Regions from separate parts of the Mus musculus genome. Here region 2 is linked to region 1. Evidence: chromatin loops called from intact Hi-C (ENCODE). Cell type or tissue: heart. All regions are shown on one strand.

What was found. Hi-C counts contacts between places; a loop is a spot of excess contacts. Peaks named below come from ENCODE experiments on the same cell type or tissue, not always from the same donor. Only the 100,000 strongest peaks of a DNase experiment are listed, where the experiment ranks them.
Region 2: it touches region 1 in a loop (2.5-fold over the local background); 23 of 42 quality-filtered maps call a loop at or near these places.

The regions. Positions count from the first base shown.
Region 1 is chr3:87,408,219-87,416,218 of GRCm38, forward strand. Gm40084 (a long non-coding RNA gene) reads left to right here and starts at 3,192. Exons shown (of 3, transcript XR_867411.1): 1 at 3,192-3,342; 2 at 3,561-3,632; 3 at 6,076-6,569. In heart, CTCF peaks have their summits at 130 (motif pointing left) and 3,128 (motif pointing right); a DNase peak (open chromatin) is centred at 3,123; H3K27me3 peaks cover 325 bases.
Region 2 is chr3:87,324,306-87,332,305 of GRCm38, forward strand. No RefSeq gene overlaps it. Among named protein-coding and RNA genes, the nearest start is that of Cd5l, 30 kb to the right of the region's middle. In heart, no CTCF peak of the experiment used is centred here; no DNase peak of the experiment used is centred here.

The sequences.
Region 1 (8,000 bases):
AAGTTATTGTATATTTGTTCCTTTCAAGGTGAATGTGAAATTTTCCATCTTGAAGAGTAGTTGTAATCACCTGCAGCTAAGCCTCGGGGGCCTAGGAGCACCCCCTACTGGAGGGAGGGGGTATTTCATGTGGCTCACCAGCCTTCAGGAGCTCCTCCCAAAGCCCCTCCCCTTCCTAAAGTTACACAAGAGGTAAATAATCTGCTGAGCTAACACTGCCGCTGTATACAGCTCACAGACGCTAAATGACCCAGGCAGATCGCAAGCATGCTAGCATACCTGACACCTGAGGGATACACTTTTAGGATAATACATAGATGGAGCCTGTCCAAGAGAATCACTCAAAATATTCTTAGGCTTTATACATATATTTAATAGAAATGACAAATTTATGTGAAAAGTACTAGAAAAAAAACTATACATGTGATTTCCTTAAAATAAAATTAAAATAATCAAACCGAAAAGGAATCGTCTTTGTTCAGTTTTGTCAATGTGATACAAACCTAGACATATATTGAAAGGGGATATCTTGATTGAAATTAAGTGGATTAAACTGGTCCAAACTGGATTAGACCAGTCTAAAGTGGATTAAACAGGCAGGCTCTTTTTTTTATTATTAGATATTTTCTTTACTTACATTTCAAATGTTATCCCCTTTCCTGGTTTCCCCTCCAAAAACCCCCTATCACATTCCCCCACCTCCTTCACCAATCCACCCACTCCCGCTTCCTGGCCTTGGCATTCCCCCACACTGGGGCATAGAACCTTCACAGGATCAAGGGCCTCTCCTCCCATTGATGTCTGACTAGGCCATCCTCTGTTGCATATGCAGCTAGAGCCACGAGTCCCTCTGTGTGTTTTCTTTGGTTAGTGGTTTAGTCCCAGGGAGCTCTGGGGTTACTGTTTATGTCATATTGTTGTTCCTCCTATGGGACTGCAAACCCCTTCAGCTCCCTGGGTTCTTTCTCTAGCTCCTTCATTAGGGACACTGTGCTCCGTCCAATGGATGGCTGTGAGCATCCACTTCTGTATTTGTCAGACACTGGCAGAGCCCCTCAGGTGACAGCTGTATCAGGCTCCTGTCAGCAAGCTCTTGTTGGCATCACAATAGTGTCTGGGTTTGGCAGGCAGGCTCTTAAACAGGATCAAGCTAGTCCAAACTAGTCCAAGCCTGTCTAAACCTGTCTACATCCTATTAAACTGGATAAAGCCCATCCAAACTGTAATAAACTAGTCCAAGCAGGTCCAAACTGGGTTGAAATGCTCCCAAAGGCAAGGGCACAGATTAGGATATGACCAGGACCTTGACAATGGACAAGCTGGGGAAAGGATGAAGTTGAGTTAGGGCTAAAAGTGAGAGTGTAGGTTTGGTGAAGAACTGAAGGAGATGGAAGCTAAGGGTGACTCTTACATTTCTGATACAGTGGCTGCACACTTTTCTTAGGAATTCTACAGCTCCTCTGGATGACTAAACATGGCACCGCAGAGTGGCAAGGTCTTCTCTAGTCTGGACTGGTCTGAACCAGTCTGGGCTATGGAAGTCCTGAGAATCTTTTTAGAGTCCCTTTCAGCTTTACAACCCAGCTTCTGCCTCCTGCACACACAGCCGGTGCTCATTGATTCTTAGTTTCTTGGTCTCTGGACCCGAATGGCCTCCACTAAAAATGGACCCACAGCCAACCCCCTCCCTCCTACCCTAGCAGTGTCCCAGGTGCACAGCCTGGGGCCCGGGGGTGGGGGGCAGTGCATGCAGAGAGTCACTGGGCATTCCAAAGCCCCAGCAGGTGCCACTCATGCCTCAAGGCCAGAGCAACCTTCCTGCCCCACTGCTCCAGGACACAGTGTTGCCAGTGAACTACCGGAATTGGATAGAAAGGGAAAGCTGAACCTAAGAACTCATTTTTTAAAACTTGTTTTTACATTTACTTGTGTACTGGGGAAAGGAGAAATAACAATGCCCTTGTGGAGGTCAGAGGTGAACTTGTAGCATCAGTTGGGTTTTCTCCTTCCTCCCTGCGTGTTTCCTCTGGAAACTGAACTAGTACCTTTATCTGTTGAGCCATCTCTCCTGTCCAGGGGAGCCCTCCCCTGCTTTTAAAAACTAAGAGTCATGCACATGGGTGTATTACTCATATAGATGTGTGTGTGTGTGTGTGTGTGTGTGTGTGTGTGTGTGTGTGTGCGTGTGCGTGTGCATGTGCGTGTGCGTGTGCGTGTGCGTGTGTGTGTGTGTGTGTGTGTGTGTGTGTGTGTGTGTGTGTGCCTGACCCTGTGTAGAAGCCATAAGAGGCAGGGTCTCTCTGTGAAGCCAAGGCTGAGTTTTCCAGGCCAGACTATCAGTCAGCAAGCCTCAGTCATCCTCCAGTCCCTGTCCCTTACAGAGCAGTTTGTTACTAGAGCACAGAGCGTCTGAATTCAGTCCCATGATCGCATAACCATCATCTTACCCTCTGAGGTGTCTTGTCATCCCAGGACACACTTGAAGGAGGGGGCAACTCCAGAGCTTCCCAACATTCGACTGCCTTTCTTCCTTTTTTATTATTTTTACTCCCCCACCTCCCCCCGCCGCCCTATCTGTAGTGCTGACTCAGCTCTGAGACCAGAGAAAGGGAATTGGGTGTCTTTCTTTGCCACACTCTGTCTTATTCCCTTCAGATGGGGTCTACCACCTGAAGCTGGGCTACTAAGTTCCAGGGATCCTGCCTCCACCCAGTTCCATGTCTGGCTCTTTATGTGGTGCTAGGAGGTTGCACTCAGATCATAATGCTCTCTTAACACCGAACCTCCTTCCTCTCTCTCCTCATTTACTTATTATCTACTCTTTTACTTTGTGAGTGCCTGTGTGTATGTGTGGGGGAGCGGGATAGTTGTAAGGGCGGGGATTGGTTACGGGGCGGGGGGGGGGAGCGGTATCAGAGGGGAGGCCACTAAACTGGGCGATTCCTCCACACACACAGGCTCCTGATGCTGCAGGAGACAAAGTGGAGGGGAGGCAAGAAGTGGGAGAAAGAGACCCACAACGCAAAAAAAGCTTGCTGGCCATGGGGTACTAACTAGGGTCCCCTCTAAGTCTCATAGCCTCGCCCACAGCTCAGTCCAGGTGAGTCTCCCTCGCGGCCGCCAGGGGGCGCCCAACTCACCTTGGGAGGGCAGGGACCAGGACCAGGACCTGGGCTGCAGGAGGTGCAGAGATGCAGCTCCAGAGCTGCCATCTGCTGACCGAGGCTAACTGAACAGGGCTCTTGTCAGAATTGGGGTGAGGGACCCCAAGGAGCAGGCAAGTTCGATGGGGCGAGCGCACTACGGAGCCTCTGCTGCTGGAAGCTAAGATACCCAGAACAGGTATCAGAGTGCCTGTGCCTATTCTCTGCATCCAGCTGCGCAGGTTCCTCTGCTGGGGGTGGGGGCACAGCATGAAGGGAAAAGTGGGGTCAGAGTGTGACAACCTGCCTCTTCTTTTCCTTTTTCTTCTTCCCCTCCCTTGCTTTCCCCCTATTCCTCTTTTTTCCTCCCTCCCTCCCCTTCCATTTCCTCTTCATCCTCCCTCCCTTCTCACAAAGGTGCACAGCTTCCCTCAAGCATCAGGCCAGCAAGCAGTTCTAGCCTTCACCTACCAGCTGCCAGGTACAGAGGTAGGAGTGTCTTGCTGGCCAAGTGGCTTGGGTGGATGGGGTGCTTCAGGCCTGGGAGAGGGAACCAAGGAGAGAGGGGTGGCCAAGTCACCAAGAGAGAGACCAGAGCCCAAGATCCTCTCACCCTGACTAGTGCTCACTGGGTGAGTGAGGGTGGGGTGAAAGGGGGCAGGCAGCTCTGGGTGAACAGGGTTTTCCTAGCCTGCAGCCAAGGAGCAGGTGGGACCTGGTATGGCAGCTCTGAGTGGGACATCACAGGGGCCACTCTGCAGACAGAGAGGTAGGAGAATGAGAGAGAGAGAGGGTCACTCTCCACTCAGGTCTGTACCCAAGGCTTGGGGGTGTTGGATAGGCTTCATTGCTGGCCCATAGCCTGGTTCAGGGCAAAGGCCTCTCTATGGAGCATGGGGCGACAGATCATCTGAGAAATGGTGGCAGGAAGACTTGTTTGGTGAACTCTTACGTATTCTTCAAAGCCCGGATCATAAAACCCATTCCTCCTCAGGGACTGATTCCCTAGGCACCCAGGACAAGACCAGTTTCCACACAGGTGGCTCTCCCTCCTGGCTCTTTATGACTACTATATGAGTTTCAGCCTCAAATTCTGTATTGGACAGAAGTGTGTTTGGGGTCAGAGGGATTTGAAGAGGGAACAGGGGAGACCTCTTGCATAAACCCAGAGGCAGGAGCAAGGCCAGGCCTCTGTCACCTTCCGGAGTCCTCGGCAGCTTTTCTCCCCAACCCTCTGGCCCCTCTGGCCTTTCATCTGCCTCCAGCTCAGGACCACCCAGACCTATGCCCCTCTTCTTCAGTGTCTGTGGGGACGACAGGGTGGGACCACCCAGACCTATGCCCCTCTTCTTCAGTGTCTGTGGGGACGACAGGGTGGGACCACCCAGACCTATGCCCCTCTTCTTCAGTGTCTGTGGGGACGACAGGGTGGGACCACCCAGACCTATGCCCCTCTTCTTCAGTGTCTGTGGGGACGACAGGGTGGGACCACCCAGACCTATGCCCCTCTTCTTCAGTGTCTGTGGGGACGACAGGGTGGGACCACCCAGACCTATGCCCCTCTTCTTCAGTGTCTGTGGGGACGACAGGGTGGGCCACAAGAATGCATGAAGAGATTAAAGTTGGTCTTCTGACCTTAAGTGAACTGGATTATAAGTTAGTCTTTTCTACCTCAAATGATCTAATTAACTAAACACACACACACACACACACACACACACACACACACACACACACTTGTGCCCAGTGACTTGCATTTTTAGTTAGTCCCACATATAGTCAAGTTGACTACCAAGTATACCCATCACAGTTGGGTTATCTCTGTGTAATATTTGTTATTCTTTCCCTGGAGAGCCGTCTACACCATCTGGTGTAATTGTGGGTGGCTGCACAGACATTGAATTGTCCCCACACACCTGTTTGTACAGTTTACACCATGACAATTCCATTACAGATAAAAGAACCCACCTCAAATGGTTCTCAGAGAAAGTTTTATTTTGTTTTTGTTTTAGGATTTGTATTTTTTTTATTTTTAATTATGTGGGGGTGGGGTGCCCACTTGTGAGTGACCCCAGAAAGAGTAACAGCTCCCTTGGAACTAAAGTTACAGGTGGTGGAGAGCCTCCCAGTAGGGGTTACTTGGAACCAAATGTGGGTCCTTTGCAAGAGCAATCCATGCTCTTAACTGCCAAGCTGTCTCTCCTGCCCAACAACAAAATCTCTTAAAAATATGTAGCACTTCCCCAAATTACCAGCTAGAGATGCAGGCTGTAGCCTGAGCTCCCGAAAGCAAAACGTAAATATAGCAAATGTCATTTGAGGGGGAAAAGGGTTTAATAATGAAGAGAGGAGACTAAAACAAAATTAAAAGTTATTCTTCAAATCTAACTTTGCATTGTAAAAACCAATATAAACTCATGGTAAGTAGTTTTAAATCTTTAAAAATAGATGTTTTCTGAATCTTTCCCAGAAAGGGAAATAAAATAGGTATCTGACATGGATGGAGGGAGGGAACTGAGGGGGGGGGGCTGGGCAGGAGGTGAGGATTAGGGGAGAGAGAAGGGAAATTGGCAAGGTGGGGCAGGGGGGGGGGGAGGCAATCTCTAGGACATGCCAGAGATCTGGGATGGGGGAAGTCCCAGGTGGCTTGTGGGGACGATGCTAGCTGAGACTCCTAGCAGTTGAGGATATGGAATCCTGAAGTGGCCATGTCCTATGGCCAGGCAGAACTCCCAGTGGAGGGAGAAGGACAGCAGCCTGCCCACAAAACCTTTGGCTCAAAATGTGTCCTGCCTAAAAGATGTGCATGGACAAAGATGGAGCAGAGACTGAGGGAATGGCCAGCCAATGACTGCCCTAAATCAAGACCCACCCTATGGGCAAGAACCAATCCCCGACAGTATTAATGATACTCGGTTATGCTTGCCGACAGGAGCCTAGCATAACTGTCTTCTGAGAGGCTCCACCCAGCAGCCAATGGAACAAATGCAGAGAAAGACTCACAGCCAAACTTTAGATGGAGCTCAGGTGTCTCACGGAAGAGTTGAGGAAAAAATTGAGGAACCCAAAGAGGACAGGTACTCCACAGGAAGACCAACAGAGTCAACTCACCTAGACCCTCAGGGGCTCCTAGAGATTGAATCACCAACCAAAGGGTGGGCATTGGTTGGACCTAGGCCGCTGCCCATATGTAGAAGATGAGCAACATGATCTTCATGCTGGTTCCCCAACAAGCCCCGCCCCGAATCCATTGCCTGCCTGCCTGCCTGCCTGTGGACCCCACTCCCCTAAAGGGACTGCTTTGTATGACCTCAGAGGATGCACCTATTCCTGCATCATTCCGGTGTGCCGGAGGGAGTTGGTACCTAGGAGGGGCTCCCCACTCTCAACGGAGAAGGTGAGGGTGGAATGGGGGAGGGTCTGTGTGAGGGGGTACCGGGTGGAAACAGACAAGGTGGGGCTAATATTGAGATAAAGTGAATAAATAAACTTAATAAAAATTAAAAATTAAGTACAATAAATGTTTTCCTAGGCTTGTCCTCTGAAAAGGCCTAGGAATAATTACCAAAAGTCAGCCATGAACAAGCACCCCATGCCTAGAGATGGTCTCTAAATACTATTTCCTGCTCATAGGCGTGCAGGCAGCAAACTGCAGAAATACTATGGAACAAATGACTCCATCTCTTCAACGAACACATGGAGAAAGGAAGGAGAGAGGGAGGAAGTGAGGGGATGGGCTGGAGAGCACGGGAAGGAGACAACAGGGCAGGGTTCAGTTGGGTTTGGTTGGGTTTTAGGAGAGCAAACCCTAGGCTGGAAAGAGTAGGCATACATTTTTTTGCAATCTACTTTTAATAAGGGTTCAATCTCTCCTCTAGCCCACCACTCAGCAGAGGGAGTGGTAGAGGAAAGTTATTAGGATGTGGGGGAAGTGGACCTGCTCATCAGTGGTTCTTCAGGAGTGATCTTGATCTTCTCTGGCACTAGTTCAGGCCCATAGCAAATATGACTTAGCAGCTGCAGACCAGTCCTCTAGGCAGGCAGACACCAGGCACAAACCAGCAGCTACAGTCCAGTCCTTTCAGCAAGCAGACACCAGGCACCAACCGGCAACCATAGTTCAATCCTGAAGGACCCACAAGGCTCCCCAACTGGCCTGAGGCAAGCTGCCACTGGGACCTCAAGAGCAGTTCTTGGCCGAGTGTCTTCTCTCAATGACTGTGTTACCACAAGCTGAGCCCAACCATGCTATGGAACCAATACATTAATGTCTTTAGTGAAGAATAGCAAGGTGGAGCAAAACAAAGCTCAGTGCTCATCTCCCATTGTCTGTGGGGTCATATTTATACTCCTTCGTCAAGATGAGTTCTTTCACGTGTCTGCTATAGCCAAGCATCCTTTCACCTGTGTCTGCTTCAGGAAAACAGTCTTTCACTTGTTTGCTTTATAGTAAGACATCCCTTCACCTGTGTGCCCCAGGAAAACATCATTTGATCTAACTTTCCAAAGAACTAGAAGTTTCTACTTCAGGAAAGATGTCCCAGTGGTTAGAGCACTGGCTGCTCTTGCAGCAGACTTGAGTTCAGTTCCCAGTGCCCATGTGGCCTGTTAGAACTGTCTGTAACGTCACTTCCAGAAGAGCCAATGTCCTCTTCTGCCCTTATCAAACAGCAAGCATATAAGTGGTGCACTAACATATATATCCAAGCAACACACACACACTAAAAACCAAATCTTTAATTTAAAAAAAAACTGAAGCGAAAAGCAAAGAAATCACAGAAGGCAGGATATCATCAGACATTATTTTAGTCCTTTCTCTGCATCCCTGCTGCCTTTCAAACACATGAAAATGTGCTT
Region 2 (8,000 bases), 84 kb before region 1:
TAGGTCTGGGTGCTGATTTCTGAGTTTGTCTTTGTTTTGTTCTTCAGTTTCTGTTTTCTCTCTTGATTTTCAGAGAGTAATGTTGCTGTTTTACTGGCCTCCTCAGCTGGTGAATTTACAGGGCATACCTGCTGGTGATGGAGACTGGGATGTGTCAAAGAGTGGGGGTGGGGAGGCATAGAAGGGGATGGTCCATGAGATCCGTAGGAGATGTGGGAAGGGGGTGGTGTGGGATGGAAGGCTGCAGNTGGTGTTCTTTNGCACCCCCCCCCATCACCGGGGGGGGGGGGGAGGTGGGGGGGCGGGGATTAGGTTTGGATGCACAGAGAGGTTTAATGTTTTTATTGTAGAGGCCTTTTACATCCTCGGTTCAGTTTATTACTACTAGATCTTTTTATTTTCTTTGAGGCTATTGTAAACGAGTATGTCTATGATCTCTTCCTCTGTATGTTACTATATAGAAAAGCTATCGATTTTTATACACTGATATCCTGCCACACTGCTAAAATTGTTGATCATTTCTAGCAGTTTTGTGGTAGAAAACTGGGGACTATTAGGTATAATGCATTATTCTTTGTAATATCATGCCATCTGCAATAGGGATATTTTGACTTCTTTTCCTATGTTCTCCCTTTAGTTTCCTTCTCTTACCTTATTATTACAGCTAGAACTCCAAGCACAGCACTGAAAGGGAGACTGGACAGTGGACATCTGTGTCTCACTCCTAATTTCAGAGGCATTACTTCAAGTTTTCTACCATTTATGATACCGTTGGCTGTGTGCTTCTCATTCATAGATTTTCATCATGCTTAGTCCCCTTCAGTCCAACTCTCTCTAGAACTTTTATCATGAGGCATGTTGGAATTTGTCAAAGACCATTTCTACATCCATTGAGATAACCATTTATATGATTTATTACATTTGTTGACTTGTATATGGTGAACCACCTCTACATCTCTGGGATGAAGCCAACTTGGTCATGATGGATAATCTCTTTGGTGATTATTTATAATTAGTTTTCAATTATTTTATTGGGGATTTTTGAGCCTATGACCATCAGGGTTATTGGCCTATAGTTTATGCTGTTGCTTTTGTTATGCATTTGTCTTTGATATTAGAGAAATAATGGCTTCTTAGATGGAGTTAGGAAAGGCTTCTTTTCCTTTCTTCCTTTTTGTTTGAGAAGGATTGGCTTTAGATAGTCTTTGAAAACCTCCTACAATTCTGCTATGAACATACCTGTGCCCTGGCTTTTTGAGTTGGAAAGGTTTTCATTGTTGTTTCAATTATGTATGAATCTGTTTAGATTGGTGACTTAATTTTGTGGTTTTACTGATTCTGGAAATTCTCTCTCTCTCTCTCTCTCTCTCTCTCTTTCTTTCTTTCTTTCTTTCTAGACTTCTCATCTTAGTGGTGGTCAGGTTTTTAAAGAAGTTGTGTCAGTTGTATTACTTCTCTGTTCACTTCTGATGCTGCTCATTTGGATCCTGTCTTTCTTTCTTTTGCTTAGTTGGGTTATTATTATTTTTTTCAGATAACCATTTCTTAGATTCACTGATTCTTTGGGTTTGTTTGGTTGGCTTTCATTTATTTCTGCCTAAATTTTCATTTCTTTCCATCTACTTGACTTAGGTGTTGCTTGTTCTTGTTTTTCCGAATTTTTGTTGCACCATTAATTTGTTTATTCCCGTTCCCCCTAATGTTTACATGTAGGCGCTGAGAGCTATACGTTTCTCTCAGACTGCATTTAATGTGCTGCAGAGGGCTGGCTCGGGTGATCTTGGTTTCATTTAGTTCCTGGAACTTTTTAATTTCTTTGTTGGTTTCTTTTTTAACCATCCATCATTTAGTAGTTCGCTAATTAGTCTCCACAACTTTGTTACTTCCTATAGCTTTGCTTGCTGTTGTTTTAGGTTTGATTGCATTATGGTCAGAAAGGATACACTGGGTAACGCGTTGTTAGTTAGTTTTTGTTTCCGTTTGGTCCCACGATGTTTTCTTTTAGAGAAGCGTCACTGTGCTGCTGAGTAGAATATGTATTCTTTGGTGTCCGGGTGGAATATTCTTATCTCTTAAGTCCACTTAATGTATAATGCCATTTAATTCTGATGTTTCTCTGTTTATTCTTTGCCCAAACGACCTGTCTATTAGATAAAGTAGAGTATTGAAATCATCTATTAATGGTGTTTGATGTTAATCTGTGTCTTTAATTCCTGTAGTATACTTTTTATGAAATGGGTGCATCAGAGTTTGATGCACATATGTTTAGAATAGTAATAATTTCTTGCTCTGTTTGTTTCAATGTTCTAGACTTCTTTTAGTTTAGAATGTGTCATTCTTCACTTATGCCTTCTATTATCAATGCTACAGCTACAAACTTCTTGTGCTAAGCATAAAGAAGGAAGAACAGAAATGCTTCCCAGTTGAGTCGGTCCTTTCCTTTGAGGAGTTTTCCAAAACTACCCCACAACTTCTATTTATATATCCTTGCTGAGAGTGCAAACACATTGACACCCTGTCTATAGAAATGTCTCTGGCTATAAGAAGAAGAAGGAGAAGGAGAAGGAGAAGGAGAAGGAGAAGGAGAAGGAGAAGGAGAAGGAGAAGGAGAAAAGGAGAAGGGAAGGAGAAGAAGGAGAAAAGGAGAAGGAGAAGGAGGAGAAGGAAGAAAAAGAAGGGGAGGGGAAAGGGGAGGAGGAAGGGGGAGGAGGAGGAGGGGGAGGGAGAGGGGGAGGGGGAGGAGGAGAGCCACTGAAGAGCAATTAACAGACGTGCCTGTCACCCTGTCAAGCTCCTTGGCTCTCAAGTGTTTGTGGCCCAGTGTTGCACAGAGGTCAGAGTCCCTCGAGCTGAAAATGAAGTCAACCTCTTTTTTATAGTTTCCAGTAAGGACCCTTACGTCCATGCCTAAAATGCAAGTGTCTTTCAGGTATGTGCTCTTGGGTTTTAATCGGATCTTAACAGAATTTCAAATCTGATTAGATTGTGTGATCCTCTTCCTTCACCAGTCCCCCCAGAAGATTTGTTGCCCACTAGATTATACTTAGCTAATTGCACTCTAAATTCTCTTTACTCCTAGCCAATAGGAGTGTAGCTCTTACAGAAATTTGCTGAGCATACAACTGTAGCCTCTGAATCAGAAGTAACAGTCTGTGGGGGTTTCTCTGAAGAGAAGAGAGACAAAGGCACTCAGAACAAAATATATAAGAAGGTTCTAGAAGGTGGGGAGGGAACAAGAGAAGTAGATTGGGATCAGGAATGTAACATGAGTTCAGGAACCCAAAGACTTATGGGAAAGGGGATTTGGAGGAGCAGGTGCTGTGCTAAGTGAACTTTGGGACATCTCTAAGGACTTTTGGAAGGCCAGCTGCAAGCTGCCCCATTCACCACATTATACCAATCCCTCCTTTGCCACCTCTTCAAGAGTCAGTCTCTAAAAGGTCAAAGCTTTTGAGGGATGCATTTCTACATTATTTTTCAAAAAACGGAATTGTCAAAATGGTTTTGGTGAAAAAATTGGGGATCAAAATTCTTTGAAAAAGTTTACATCTATTTAAATATTAGAGAAGACTGACTGACTGATGAGAACTTCATAATTGTGGACAGTTGGAATGTTGCAGAAGAGCCAAAAATTATTTTGGGATTTAGTCTCTCGGAAGTCATTCATTATCTACCTTTGTGTCTATCGAATGCCCTACTGATTATTGGGAAAAACCTTTGGGATGTATTATTTACCAAACCACTGGTTTCAAAAATGTGGAGAATATAGAAATGGAATTTTAAGTTTTCAAGGAGGATCAGATATATTTTAAAAATAGATTGAAGATTACAATTATGATGAGTTTTTTCAGGTAAGGTTGTGGTTATATATGAGTATAGGAAATCTCAAAGATGCCCTTACTTAAATGAGCCCTTCACATTTGAACATAAAAAAGACAATTGGCTTCAAATGAAGACTAATACCATCAACAGCAAAATAATGTCCAAATGTAAATGTTTACTTATTTTTTTCTAATGCTTATCCTGATATGAACAGAGCTAGACGAGAAGATGTGCAACATGTAGAAGATTAAAGTTAGATCACTGTAGATCACTGTGCATAAAACACCACTCCAAATGGATCAAAGACTGCAATACAAAGTCTGACACCTTGAAACTTCTAGAGGGAAAGGTATGGAGTGTGCTTTAACATATAGGTATAGGTAAAGGCTTTCTGGATTGGACTTTGATATCACAGGAAATAAGACCAACTTTGACAACTGGGATATTATGAAACTAAAAACATTTCTGTACAACAAAATTAGCTGTTAAGTGAAAAGGTAGCTCCCAAAATGGAAGAAAATATTTGTCAGGTACACATCTGATAGATTATTGTCTAGAATGCACAGGAAATCAAATTAAACCCCAAGAAAATAATGAATTCAACTAAATAGTGGTCCAAGGAACTAAATGGAAAGTTCTCCAAAAAATTAGAAATGACTAGAAAATACTTCTAATTTAAGGGGTTAGTATCCTTTGCCAGTAAGGAAATGAAGACATAAAGGGGGAAATGGGGAAACTGGGGAGTGGGCTTTAATTGGGAAGTGGAGAACAGAGGTCAATACAGAAGGGCAGGAAAGAACGGGGAAATAATACTAAGGATATTTGAAAAGGCCTTGAGGAAACATTATCTTTACCTAAACTCACATATAACACATAAGTGTATTTGTGTGAAGTAGTAAATGAAGCTCTGCTACTTGGGCTGACAAGAACTATAGACCATCTAGCAAGGATCTTAGCAGCAGGCATGAGAAACCAGTTTGAGTTGTTAGTCAAGGGAGTTCAATAAATTCCCCCCAAAAGAATAAGCTATTGCTTCTGCCTTTAGTTGTGTTGTTGAAGGTAAGTCCCTATTGTCAAAGACACCACATATTTCAGACACAGGACTCAGAAGATTTGAGCTGGATCTAACCTGAAAGCCTCCCCTCTCCCTCGAAGACCAGCTTTTATAGTACCAAAAGTTGCTATAAAAGATGCCAAAGTAGTGAGGCCATCAATAACCCTATCCAGCTGTGATGCCTGCAAACCACAACAATGACCAGCATAGCAAGATGTCCCTAAAACTGCAATAGCAGCACTCGTATCTCAGTAGCAACCATCAGCTCTCTAATTGGATTTAAGGCTTGCTAAATAGGAGGGAAAGTCCCTTTTGCCAAAGGGAGATGGACAATGGAGAGTTAGCCAGCTATCCAGTACCAGTGAAACTATGGATCTCAGAGAACTCACAGCTGCCACTTTACTAGGCTGGCATTGCTCCTAACTGCATCCTAAATACTTTTCCTTATACCTACATATAAGTGTAGCTCTCGTTCCTCATCAGGAAGAATGAACAATCTCTGGTGCAGATAGAGGCCATCACAAAAAAAACAAAAACAAAAACAAAAAACAAAAAAACAAACAAACAAACAAAAAACCCCACAACTGGTCAAAAGGCAGAGAGCAACTGACCATGAGGTGTCCAATCCCAACTGATAAATCTCTAGCACAATTCATATACCTAAGGCTCAGGGATCTTAGCAGAAGAGGGGGGCAGAAATGTCATAAGAGCCAGAAGACCTGGAACTCTGCCGTGAGAGTGTATTTTCTAGAGTGACAGAGAAATAACACCCATGACACCACAGTAATGTGGCTTCCTTAAAAAGACCCAGACAATGACAACACTAATGGATACGGTAACATGGAAGGGGAAATCTCACAGGGCCCTAGCCCTAAACAAAGAACTACAGGCAACTATTAACAACCACTGAGAAAAGTAGAATTAGCCTTTCCCAGGGATCTATTACTAATTAGTCAACCCTTAAATCATGTATTTACAAGTGAAACTAAATTGATTTAATATGTATATGTAGCAATAATCAAAGATAAAGAAGCCATGAATTTGTGAGGTAGTAAGGGGAGACATAGAGGGTTGAAGGGAGAAGGGAGAGAACATGAAAGGGTTATGTGGAAGTAAGGGAGGGGGAGAGTAATATAACTATATTTTAATTAAAATTAAAAAAATAAGGAAAAATTAATTACTCTAAGATTCTCCCCTCAGCTCATTTAGAATGGTCATCATCAAGAAATCAAATTAGGAAGAGAAGAAAGAAAGAAGGAAGGAAAGAAAGAAAGGAAGGAAGGAAGGAAGGAAGGAAGGAAGGAAGGAAGGAAGGAAGGAAGGAAGGAAGAAGTCAAATAATGAAAAGCCTCTGGCATGGGTACTCGGGGATGAACACTTTTTTTTTTACTCTGTTAGTCAGAGTGTGAATTAGTTCGGCCACTTTTTAAATCAGTCTGAAGTGTCCTTAAATCACTAGGAGGAAATCTTCCACATGACCCAGCCACACCACTCCCGGGCACATACTTCAAAGGATCTTTCTTAGTCAGGTTTTCTATTGCTGTGATAAAACATCATGACCAAAATCAACTTGGGGAGGAAGGGATTTATTTCATCTTACAGCTTGTAGTTCATCATCCAGAAAAGTCAGAGCAGGGTCCTAAAGCAGGAACCTGGAGGGGCGATGCTTACTGACTTGTTCCTTATCATGTGCTCAGCCTGTCTCTTTTATACTCTCCAGGACAACCCACAGTGAGCTGGGCCCTCCTACATCAGTCATTAACCTAGAAAATGTATCATGCCCACAGGCTTGCCCACAGGACAGTCTGGTGGTGACATTTTCTCAATTGAAGTTCCCTCTTCCCAAATGACTCTAGCTGTGTCAAGTTGACAAAACAGTACCAGCGGAGGGCCTATGTCCTACTATAGAGGTACATGGACTTTCTTGTTCAGTATAGCTTTCTTTATACAAGCTAGGAAGTAAAAACAGCCTAGTTGTCCACCAACTGAAGAGTGGACACTGGTATTATTGATGTCATATGCTATATAAACACAAATGAAATGCTTTATAGCTAAAAAGAAAACAAAACTATGAAATTTGTAGGAAAATGAATGGAACTGAAAAAAAATATGTTGAGCAAGGTAACCCAGCCACAGATACAAATGCTGTATCTTTTCTCTCATTAGATCCTTGCCTCAGGTCTTCTGTTTTATGTGTTTAACTTGGAGTACCTCCAGAAGCCAGGAAACTTGAGAATAGACATTGAAAAGAGGCAGTGTGTTTGGGAAGAGTGGTCTTAAGGGAGGAGGTATTATAGTACACAGGTAAAATGAGAGTCAAGAGGGGTAATATCAGATGTGGAAAGGGTCAAACAGGGAGTAAGGTAGAGAGATGGGGAGAAGAAAAAACTGTGAGGAAGGAGATATGAGAAAACTATTCAGAAATTTGCTAACAACCCAATTAAGAAACAGAAGAGACTTTTGTAGGCTTATGTTTTTCAAAATCGACTTCAATAAGAGTTCTTAAACACTTTGACCTCTCATATAACCCACTGACAAAAGATCAGGAAAGATAGGACAAAGGGGTCGTGGATCTGTTTAGAAGTAGTTCTTTGGGGGCAATTCCAATCTTCATTGTCAGCAGTCCAGTCCACTAGCAAACACCAACATGAATCAGCAGCAGTAGCTTGATCCAGAAGCCGCAAGGCTCCACCAATAGGCCCAGGTCTGCTGAAGTGGCAAGAAGCAGCCAGACCACCACCAGAAATTCTTTTGTGCATTTCTCTCTATGAAGTCATAACAAGAAAAGATGAGATAAGAAAGCAAGATAAACCAATGCAATAGTGTCATTGGTCAAGACCAGCAAAGCAAACCAGTGTCAGAGTGTAGTCCACTGTTGATGGGTTATACTTATATATACTCTTACTAAACACCACATGTTCTCTCAAACGTTCACTTCAGCAAAACACCACAAGCCCTTCACTAGACAGCTTCCAGAAAAACACTCTGTATCTGTTCTCAGCAAAACATCCTCTCATAAGACAATTTTCAGAAAAGCATCATATGACACTACTGAATCTCCAGTGAAACCAGAAATTCCCACTTTAGAGTTTGAAGTCAGACAGCAGAAAAACTAGACAGTGCT